2 separate regions of the Mus musculus genome follow, and region 2 is linked to region 1. A link is a contact called in ENCODE Hi-C or POLR2A ChIA-PET data. All regions are on one chromosome and are shown on one strand. Each heading gives the region's core, a stretch centred on a gene start or an enhancer-like site at or near the end of the contact. The rest is flanking DNA. Distances are from core to core; before and after follow the strand shown. Region 1 has its middle 57 kb from the start of Runx2os3. Region 2 holds the start of Runx2 (runt related transcription factor 2).

Region 1 (5,097 bases), core at 1,598-4,097:
AAAGACATTTCTATTAGCTGCAAATACATAAATGGAAATATAAAAATTAAATTTTTGAAGAGAGATTTTATAATCTTAATTTATTAAGATTTTGTTTCCATTCTCATCCTGATATTTTCATTTTGCCACCAGAACATTGGAGAGCATTTGCCATAGTAGAGCATTATAGTGATTTAGACCTTTCCTTTTGGAGGTAGGCCATCAGATCAGTTGGTAGAGCATTGGCCTAGCACACACAAAGCATTGGGGTTTAATCCTCAGTACTACATAAACCAAGCCTGTGATCGCACCACTCAGAAAGTAGAGGCAGGAGTACAAATATGTTAAGGTCACCCTAGGATGCTTAGAAAGTCTGAGGCCAGCCTGGGCTATACCAGGAGACCCAGAATCCTCTTCCTTTTTTTTCTGGAATGAATGAGAGGAAAAATGGATATGTCTTGTTTTTGTTTTGTTTTTGTTTTTTAAAGGCAGAGAGACCCTGGTCCCAAATTGTGCTTTGATAATGTGAAGTGACACTAGGCTTGTAAAATGCTTGCATGGGTATTCTCAGCTTCACAGACTTTTATGGGTCTCATTTGAATACCCTTTAACTTTAATTCCAGGACACTTTAAAATGTGTACATATGTGTGCATATGAGTTTATATATGTGCACAAGTACATATGTATATACATTTGTGTAGGTGTTTGTGTATGTATATACGTGTTTGCATGTATGTGAGTACACATGTATTTGTATTTTTGTGCAGTCCAAAGGACAACCTCCAGTGTCACCCCCAGGAACACAGTCCACCTCCTTTGAGGTAGGATCTCTCATTGCTCTGGAGCCTGTCAATCAGGCTAGGCTAGCTGGCCACCTGGCCTCTGGCTCTTTCTGACTTTGCTTTCCAGCACAGGGATTCCAAGTCACCAAGCCTAGCTTTTCATGAGGGTACTGAGGCTAGAACTCAGGTCATCCTGCTTGTGAGGCAAGCACCCTTCCTGCTGAGCCACAAGCCCTGCATCTTTCAGCGGATGCCATTGACCCAAGAACATTTCCTCTCTAAACTCCTGGGAACAATTATCCACATCATGAACACAAACAGGTCATGGCTGGTCTCAGCTGGCAAGGGCTGGCCAGCCCTGGAGGTCACCCGGCTCACACAGGATGCTGTAAGTAATTTACTTGAGTCTCTCCCATTGGTTGAAGTAGTGATGCTGTGCGCCTCTCTAGACCTGAGGGGGATGCTATAAGTGTTCAGCATGTCAGACAGTGTGGATCTGAGGAAAGCCCTCTCTTTCTTCTGTATCCTCTTCTTATTACCTCCTTCTCTATTGTACAGATGCCCCAAATGTAAAGATCAATAAAATCAGAAGTTGAACATTTAAATAATTAAATGATTTAAACATTTTTAAATAGTTAAAGCAAATGATTCTAATCAAACAGGAGCTTAAGTTTGAATGGAGGCAAGGGTTGTTTTGTTTTGTAGATATATTGGATCTACAGAGAATTTTTTGTAGGTATATGGGATATTAATACCACAGTGGAGTCTGGGGACAGTATAGTGGCAGAGTCAAGGAGGGAGGTGCCCTTCTTCCTTTTCACCCTGGTTACCCAGCAGTCTTTGCCTGGTGCCCCCAGGATGGTGGGAGCTGGGAGACACGCTGAGTCTTTCCGAGTGTCCTAAGAGCATCTCGTTGACTCACAGCCAGATCTGGAGGAAAATTCAAAGAAGTCAGGAAATTCCCGGTAGATGCTCTCATTTCACCCTTTACTAACCCTGCAGAGAAAGCATAGGTAGGGTCAGACAGCAGGGTATTTCTAAAGAGGAAAAAAATCAACTCAAGCCAGTTGCTGCTGCATGCTTGTGGCAGGCATGGAGTCTCAATAGGCCTGGCTGAAGTCACAGAATCAGCCTCAGCCCCGGTGACCCGGGGGCCAGCCAGGCCTGGGCTGTTTCTTCATTCTGTCTTTGTGCCTTTTTTTTCCCCACAAGTTTCCCCTCTTTTCGTTGGCTTTGACTCCCCGTAGGGACCAGCATCTTTCCTTTTGGGCAACACTAGATGCCGCACGGCTCCTCCTTCCAGTGGACAAGGCCAAATTTAGAGTCGGGGCTGCTCATTTGAGCTGTGTATATAATTGAGCCTGGCACAGAAGGATATCATTAGAAAAATGGCATGGAAGTACAAGAAAGAGGAGGCCAGACCCAAATTAGAAAAAAAAAGGACCTGAGGGAGAGACATGGAGGCAAGGCCGGGAGGCATGGCCGGGAAGCGTGACTTCAGAAGGAGCCAAGAGAGGAGAAAGTAATGGTTAAAAAAAGTGCCTTCCTAGGACACTTAAGGAAGCTATGGTGGGCACTGCCATCTTTCAGGTCTATGTTAGGTCTTGGGAGCAAATTCTGCTCTAGACTTGTTTGCAGCATGGGAAAAAGGCATATCCAATTGTCATTCATGTACCAAGTGTCTCATTTTGTACTCCAAGATAGTAGAGGGCCCTGGAGGACCTAGGGCTTATCTCTGCTCCATGCTCCACCCTCCTAGCCCCCATTTCCTGAGAATCCTTATGTCCAGCTGTGCAGTCCCGAGCTTTGGGGAACAGAGACCATCATCTCCAGATGGAGATGCAATCTCCAAAATGTTCATCCAAAATGCGGGCAAGAGGTTGGCAAGGGCCACCATGGAATTGATTGGGGCGCTTGTCTTGGCAGAGTTGGTGAGTGGCCACATGTGCACACACCTGTCACCTGTCACCCTTGGCATCTTTGGCTGTCTTTGAGGTTTGCTGTGTGAGGGAGGGGCTTCGGGAGGCACTAATCCTGTGTGGCCAGGCACGGAGCTGCCCAGTCCACCCAACTGTCCTGGCCGCCTTTCTGGCCTGCTGACTCATGCCAGGGTTGGCACAGTGGGCTTCCGGTTGTTTCCCAGCGGCTCGCCAGACTGTCTCTCCTACCAACATTCCTAGTGGTGTCCTGGCTCCTCATGACCCTGGGTTCTAATATTCTTGGGCTCCTTCAGACTACCAGGGCTGGTGGCTCTCCAGCCTGCCTGGCCTTGTTAAAAGCAAAATGCCGCCTTTTACAGCCTGCTCTTTCCGTCAAGTTCACCGGGAAGTCTGCCTGTTTTATAAGGGAGCTGGCCCCTTGGATGATCTTTTGCCTTGGTGGGCAGAGAGCCTGGGCTTCTGCAGGGTCCTCAGGATCTAGCATTGGAATTGTTTCTGCTTTTTTATGATAGTTTAGAAAATGAAGTTCAAAGGTGAGGCGCTCTCTGGGAGGGAGGATTAACTGTGTTCATTTGGGAGCCGTTCAACCCTGGAAACAGGGCTGAGGGACATAATCTATTTTGAACATTCTCTCCCTGAGCCAAGGTCCGTTATGGTGTAGAAATAGCTTTTGCGTTCTGTGCCTTTCTTTCTCCACAGGAAAGAAAAATTCATGGCAAAGAATATACAGGTTGTACAAACACCTTGTATTTCCCACCAAAAGCTATTCCATTTAGCCACATGGAGTCTCTGTACCTATGGGTGTATTCCCAGATACGTGGAGATATCATCCACATACTGAATATACCAGCTATGTTAAGAGGTGGCAGAGCAGCCCTGTGTAAGTGGATAGAAATTTATCTTGGGGCTTTAAAAAAATACCATAAAACCCATGTTGGCTTTAATTGCATGGGGATGTATAAAAGGCCATAGTGGCTAACCTGAGCAGGGGCAGAGGTCAACATTTACAGTACAGTTACATAGGGTGGCAGCAGGAGTTTCTTTTTTTCTGAAATTCAGTCTATTCCTAGAAAAATAATTGCTTCAAATACTGCAAACCTAGATCCACTCTGTCGGTCCTCTGTCAGAGTGTCTTAGGTGCTCAGGAAGGCCATGTGCTTCTTCAAATTTCATCCTTCTGCCTCCAGCCATGAGTTGGCAGCCAGGGGAACCTTAAAGAAGCAAATTACATCTGTCTTGTGCCTACGGATACTCCACAGCAGCTTCCACTACCTGTTTAAAGTTGGCATTCCTTAGTTTAGTAGGCACCTCTTTTGGTTCTCTCTCCTCTCTCTCTCTCTCTCTCTCTCTCTCTCTCTCTCTCTCTCTCTCTTTCTCTCTCTCTCTGTGTGTGTGTGTGTGTGTGTGTGTGTTCTGTGTATGTCTCTGCATATCTGTGTGCCTGTATGTGGTGCATGTAGTTTTTGCTACCCTGCCTGATGTTCTAGGGCTGCTCTGAGTTAGCTTTCATCTCTCTCCCCCAAGTATCTCGATCTAGCTCTTCCTGCCCTCTCCTCTATCCTAGCCTGGGGGAACCTGGAAGTTCCACCTCTTTCTTTCCTCCCAGCCAATAGATAGTGGCATCATTATTGATAGATGATCAAAAAACCAACGGGGGGCAAGGATCATCAGCGTCAGTAAACACAGATTCCCAATTAACTCAAAGATTCAGAACCACTCCTCTGCATGTATGTGGGAGCTTTTGGGGGCTAGAGATTGATGTCCTCTGTTTTTCTTGATGGCTCCTCACCTCTTTTTTTGAGACAGGGTTTGTCTGTGAGCCTAGAGATCATGGACTGGGTCAAACAAGCTGGACAACAAGCTCCGGGGATGTGCCTGTTTCCCTTCCCATGGTGTTGGGATTGTAAGAGTGTCACCATGCTCATATTCTTATGTGAGTCCTGGGGATCTGAATACAGGGCGGCTCACCAAGAGCTTCACCAGCTGAGTTTTCTCCTTCATCCTACCTTTTATGGGAGCTCTCTGCCCTCTTCCCTCTGCCCTCTACCCTCTGCCCTTGTGGGTAGGCCAGCCATTTCAAATTGAGCTTCCTTATATCTTGAGTAAGTGGGATGTGAATGATATAGTTACCAAATTTGATGCCTAGGATAAGGGAGACAGAAAGCAGACATGGTGGGGTGGAGATAGCACTTACAGGCAGGGCAATCAGAAGAGGAATTGAGAAGGTAATTTTGAGCAAAGGCTTAAGGAGTGAAGAAGGTGTGTGGGGCACAGATACCTGAGGGGGGAGCGTTCTAGGCAGAGGGGACAGCAAGTGACAAAGGCTGTGTGACAGGAACACGAATGGTACCTTCAAGAACCACTAGGAAAGGGATGAGAAGCCTGGCTGAGGGCC
Region 2 (5,097 bases), core at 1,938-4,437, 230 kb before region 1:
GTGTGTGTGTAGATGCATGCCTGTAGTGGCCAAAGGTCACCCTCTAGCGTGATCCCTCACATGTAATCCACCCTGTCCTCTAAGGCAGGCTCTTACTGGCCTGGGCCCCTTGAGTCAGCTAGGCTGTCTAGGCAGCAGGTCCCAGGGATTAGCCTAGCTTGCCTTCCCAGCACTAGGGTTCAAACACCATCTTATTTTGATATCTGGGTGAGTGGGGCTTAGGCACTGGCTTCAGGACCTCCTGTGCCTGCAGTAAGCACTTTACTGAGTGAGCTGTACTCTCAGTCAGCCCTTGGTTAGAACATTTTCACGTAGGAAAAAAAAAATCTAAGAGACTTAGCATTTCATGGCAGCAGTAAGGACGCATACACAAAAGCCCCCACGTTTTTTTCCTATGCTTTTACTGCTAGGGGAAGTTTGAGGGAAGGGGCTGTGGAAATGTTTCCTACTTGAAGTTTAATGTTCAGAGCAAAGACCACGCCAGTTCCAGCTGAGAGCAAGAGCGCTCTTGAAAGCAGACTGAAATCCAGATACCTGAGCCGTTGGTAGGGCATTCAGTGGAAAATTTCATTTCCACATTATAAATAACTGTAGGATATTTTAAGGGATCCAAGACTGGGAACTTCCAAGAGCTGCTTACATTAGTTCTACTGAAATGTTTAATGGAGGGAGGATGCCCAGCAAGGCTATAAAGCTGAATTACCGGATATGATTAATTAAAATAAATAATCTCACCATTGATTAAATTGCCCTTAAAATCCCCAACCATTGAGGCCTGCATGTCTCATTATGCATCAAGTAAAAAAGGGGGAGCATGGAGTGGTGGTAACTAAACAGCAATGGCGGGAAAGCAAAGGTCCCCAAGATAGGATTTCTTATATTCAAACGACTGTAGAGTTTCTTGTTGGAAAAAGCCCCACTCTGGGAGCCCCTATTTGAAACATGGGCCGTTTCTCAGTTCTGTCAGTTTGTGGAAGTCCCTTGTTCTGTGGGTTTCCTGGGAGGAGAACAAAATACCCTCTCCCACTATCGACACTATCGATTTCTGGGGACTCTCTGCTCTTCTGCAGTTCCCAACACTTAAAATGAGGGGCAATGAAAGCAAGCCATCTCTGTGGGCTGTGCCACTAAAGAAAGCTGTCCCACTAAGGGCAGGAGGGGTAGGTATGTAATTGAGTCATGACGTCAGGTTATGAATTTGCGAGGATACAAGTTAGTTTGGGTGCAGTTTCTCTCTTAGATGGGTTAGGAAGCCTGGCTTCCTTTTCTAGGCTGGCGTCTATGGCTGGGGCGATTAGTGCAAGGGAGCGCACACACGCGGTGAGGCAGTATTCAGGCTTAGAGCTCTCCCCTGTGATCAAAAAGATATTTAAAGTAGCACCCTTAGGAGACAGCTCAGTAACTCGCTCCACCTGTAATGTATATCGGGAGTGAGCGCTAGGGACACAGAGGCCACCAGCTACGAGGAAGTCGGGTGGGAGATGTGGGCGCCACAGGTAGTGGCATAGAGGAGCGGGCAGTGGAAGAAGAGGGAGACTGAGTGGCTCAGGGAGGTGACTCAAGTCTGAGGGAGGACTGGTGGAAGAATCCGGAAAGAGAGCAAGAGACAAGGAAAGACCGACATGGGACGTGGGCGGCGGCGGCGGCGGCGGGGGGGGGGGGGGTTTGCATAGTTGTAAGTGGTGCAAGCAGAAAGGGGAGGCAGAAGCAGTGACTCAAAGGGGGAGGGCACAGGAGTGCTCCCCAGTATCATCCCTAGCCTGTGAGAGAGCAAGCAGTCACACTCAACTCTGTCCACTCCTCAACCCCCAGAGCGCCTCTCAGGCACAGGAGCACGGGTCCCCAGACCATCTGAGCACAGCGATCCACTTTTTGTATTTTCTAGTCTCGAGTTGCAAAGAGGCGCAAACAACCTCTTTTGCGCGCTCCGGGTACCTTTTCTGGGCCCTGCTGGGCGCGCGGGGAGGGAAGGTCAGAGAGTGGCAACTGCGCTAGGGAGGGTCATGACAGGTCCCTTGCTGAATTTGGAAGGCATTTGCACCCCAGCAGTAAAAGCCCCAAATTAATGGCTACGTGAAGAGCTTTAAATAAGACGGATGGTGAGAAATGTTACCCAGCTAGCCCTCTTCTTTAGTCCTCCTAGGGGACGACTCCCAATTTTTCATTGATTTCACCAAATCACAGTTGCGTCAACTACCTTGTTACGAATCGCCGGGGATTTTGGTAAAATGATTCTATTTGGAAGCGTTGGAAGTTTTAAAATAATAGGTTAGGCAAGACATATAACAGAACATCACGCTGAGAGGTGAGCCAGCCCGATATTGCTTCTGCCTGGTTCTTGGGGTGTATCAGCCTCCGGCGGATTTCCCGGCTTCTGTGGGCGCCGCCGCACGTTGTTTGATTTGTTTTGAAGGCTCAGAATTTGAGGCTGGTCGGAGACACCCACGTGCTTCTGATTCCCATCAGTATAATGATCGCCTCAGTTTGAGTCGTGTCTATATAAACCACAAAAACCTAATCATTAGAAATCCCAGCCTCCAAAAACCACATTTTAGGTAAAAAAACAAACAAAAAAAAAAAAAACAAACAAAAAAAAAACAAAACTGCTGCCGCTCCCCGCACTCCTTCATCTCTCAACCACAATCTTTTGGGGATTCCAAAATCGCCTCCCCCCATAACGCCGGGAAACAAAAACATAAATAAATAATTACTGAACTTTTTTTTAAACTTTTTATTTTTAACCCCCCAAAGTGGGGAGTGGCTAGAAAGACAGTTAGACACTAGACTTAGTCTGAGACGAAGACTACACTTAATAAAAGATTGGGAAATGAATGGATAACCGCTGTGTATTCCCCCTTTCCCAGCAAGCATTTTATCAACTTACAACTTATTTTAATTACCAAGCTGTCATTTTTTAGTTCTTTTTATTAAAAAAGCAACCCATCCTTATTCTCCAATAATGACAAGAAGGAATATATAAGAAAAGTGTCCAGACATCCGTTAGAGTTTCTAAAACTATTTTGACAAACACTCCTGTCACCCATTTTGGTGTCACCTAAGGGGGGGCACTCCCGAAGCCTGTAAAAACCTGCCCCCCGCCCCAACCAATGTGGGGTGGGGTTGGGGGCAGGGTGAAGAGTGCTCAGAAGTCAACGTGGAGACTTGAGAATTTCCCTTCCTCCTCTCCTGAAGTTAACAACGAAAAATTAACGCCAGTCGGAGCAGCCTGAGGCTCTCCCGCTTCTCAGCTTTAGCGTCGTCAGACCGAGAAGTGGTTCCCGGTCCTGAGGGTGAAGTGGGGAGCCGAGGACGCAGGCGGCGATGTCCTAGGCGGGGACCTCCTCCCTACAGCTTCGGGCGCCGAGCGAGCGCAGCGGCGCTTCTAGCGGCCGGCGGGCGGCGGCAGCGGCTGCGATCCGCAGGCTCCAGATCTGTCGCCCCGAGATCCGCTCTCCCCCCGCCCCCACTTACCTCCCGGCACCTTGAAACGCGAGGGGGGCCCGGGGCACTTTGCAAAGAGCAGGAGAGACGAGGCTGCGAGCTAGACGGCGGCGAAGGAGAGGGCGAGAGGAGAAGCCGGGGAAAGGAAGGACTCGGCGGCCGGAGGACTCGGAGCGCGCTGCCGGCGCGGGGAGCGCGCAGCGGCCTCGGAGGAGGAGGCGGAGGAGGCGGCGCGGGCAAGCGACGGCGCCGCGAGCTGGGCAGCCGCGCTCTGCTTGGCGGTGGCGGACAGCGAGGAGCCACACGCACCGCCGAGATGGACTGCTGAACCTGCGGGGCTCCACTACCGTACTGGAACCCGGAGCGGGGCGCCAGCGCACCCAGGACACGGTGCCCCAAGGGGCCCCTACTGCAAGCTGTTAACTTCAAGTCCCTTGCGGCGGCTGGGCCAAACACGCCCCCGCGTCCCGCTCGTTGCAGCCACCGCCAGGGACTCCCAAGCCTCCCGGTGGAGATCCGCGCCTCTCGGGTGTCCCCACCCGCTACCCCGACTCTGTCCGGTCTCCAGTCGCCGGCCCCCAGCAGACTCCGCCCGGCACACGGCTTCCTCGAACTTGATTTCTCACCTCCTCTGTCCCGTCACCTCCATCCTCTTTCCGCCCCCGTCTCGCCTCCACCCCCTCGATTTCCTCCTCCTCGCCCCCCATTTCCACCCTCCTCCCCCTCCCCCGGCCACTTCGCTAACTTGTGGCTGTTGTGATGCGTATTCCTGTAGATCCGAGCACCAGCCGGCGCTTCAGCCCCCCCTCCAGCAGCCTGCAGCCCGGCAAGATGAGCGACGTGAGCCCGGTGGTGGCTGCGCAGCAGCAGCAACAGCAGCAGCAGCAGCAGCAACAGCAGCAGCAACAACAGCAACAGCAACAACAGCAGCAGCAGCAGCAGCAGCAGGAGGCGGCCGCAGCAGCAGCGGCGGCAGCGGCGGCGGCAGCAGCGGCGGCGGCCGCAGTGCCCCGATTGAGGCCGCCGCACGACAACCGCACCATGGTGGAGATCATCGCGGACCACCCGGCCGAACTGGTCCGCACCGACAGTCCCAACTTCCTGTGCTCCGTGCTGCCCTCGCACTGGCGGTGCAACAAGACCCTGCCCGTGGCCTTCAAGGTAAGAGACTGGTCACCCCCAGATCCTGGCCCGGCCCCATGGAACCTTCCCGCCGTGGTCTCGGTGCCCATGGGTGTCCTCCAAGACTCCAGCCTTGGTGGCTCCACTCAGGGGACCGAGGTGGCTCTGATCTACATACCCCGCAGCGGCCACCGCGAGCAGATCCCCCTTCTCACCTGTGCGCCCACTACCATGTAAGCCTAGGTTCCCTTGCTTCTTCATCCTTCAGTCTTCCAGGCGCGGTTCTTGCCTCTTTCCCTGCTGTGAGACTCCTGGGCCCCCAGACGCCCCGAGGCGCCCACTGTGAGCTGCAAGCTTCCTCCCGCCCCCTTCTCCCGGGGTCTCCTCACTCCACACGGGCATCCCGGCCTCTCCTCTCCGGGATTCTGTGCGCTCCTTCCCGCTTTCCCCTTTGCAGACGCAGGCCTCTACCCCGAACTAGGTGTCCCTTTCCCGGATTGGTTGCCGTTTGGCACTCCCGGCTGCTCCCCGGCT

What was found. A loop is a pair of places that touch in the nucleus more often than their neighbours do. ChIA-PET counts read pairs that join two places held with the same protein, here RNA polymerase II (POLR2A).
Region 2: a loop to region 1 is called in a map of Patski, with 2.2 times the contacts of the local background. The contact joins the promoter of Runx2 here to the enhancer-like site in region 1. A Hi-C loop is called at or near these places in 1 of 37 maps with a recorded cell type or tissue (Patski). POLR2A ChIA-PET finds 5 or more read pairs at or near these places in 1 of 5 experiments (Patski).

What each region holds. Positions count from the first base shown.
Region 1 is chr17:44,502,756-44,507,852 of GRCm38, reverse strand. It overlaps a transcript of Runx2 not described here. Among named protein-coding and RNA genes, the nearest start is that of Runx2os3, 57 kb to the left of the region's middle. Within about 2 kb of position 2,847, at least 1 of the 3 ENCODE cell types and tissues checked has a DNase peak (open chromatin) inside an H3K27ac peak, as active enhancers do.
Region 2 is chr17:44,734,738-44,739,834 of GRCm38, reverse strand. It overlaps Runx2 (runt related transcription factor 2), which reads left to right and starts at 3,187. Exons shown (of 7, transcript NM_001145920.2): 1 at 3,187-4,602. The coding sequence starts at 4,201. RefSeq lists a cis regulatory region at 2,288-2,296 and a promoter at 1-3,432.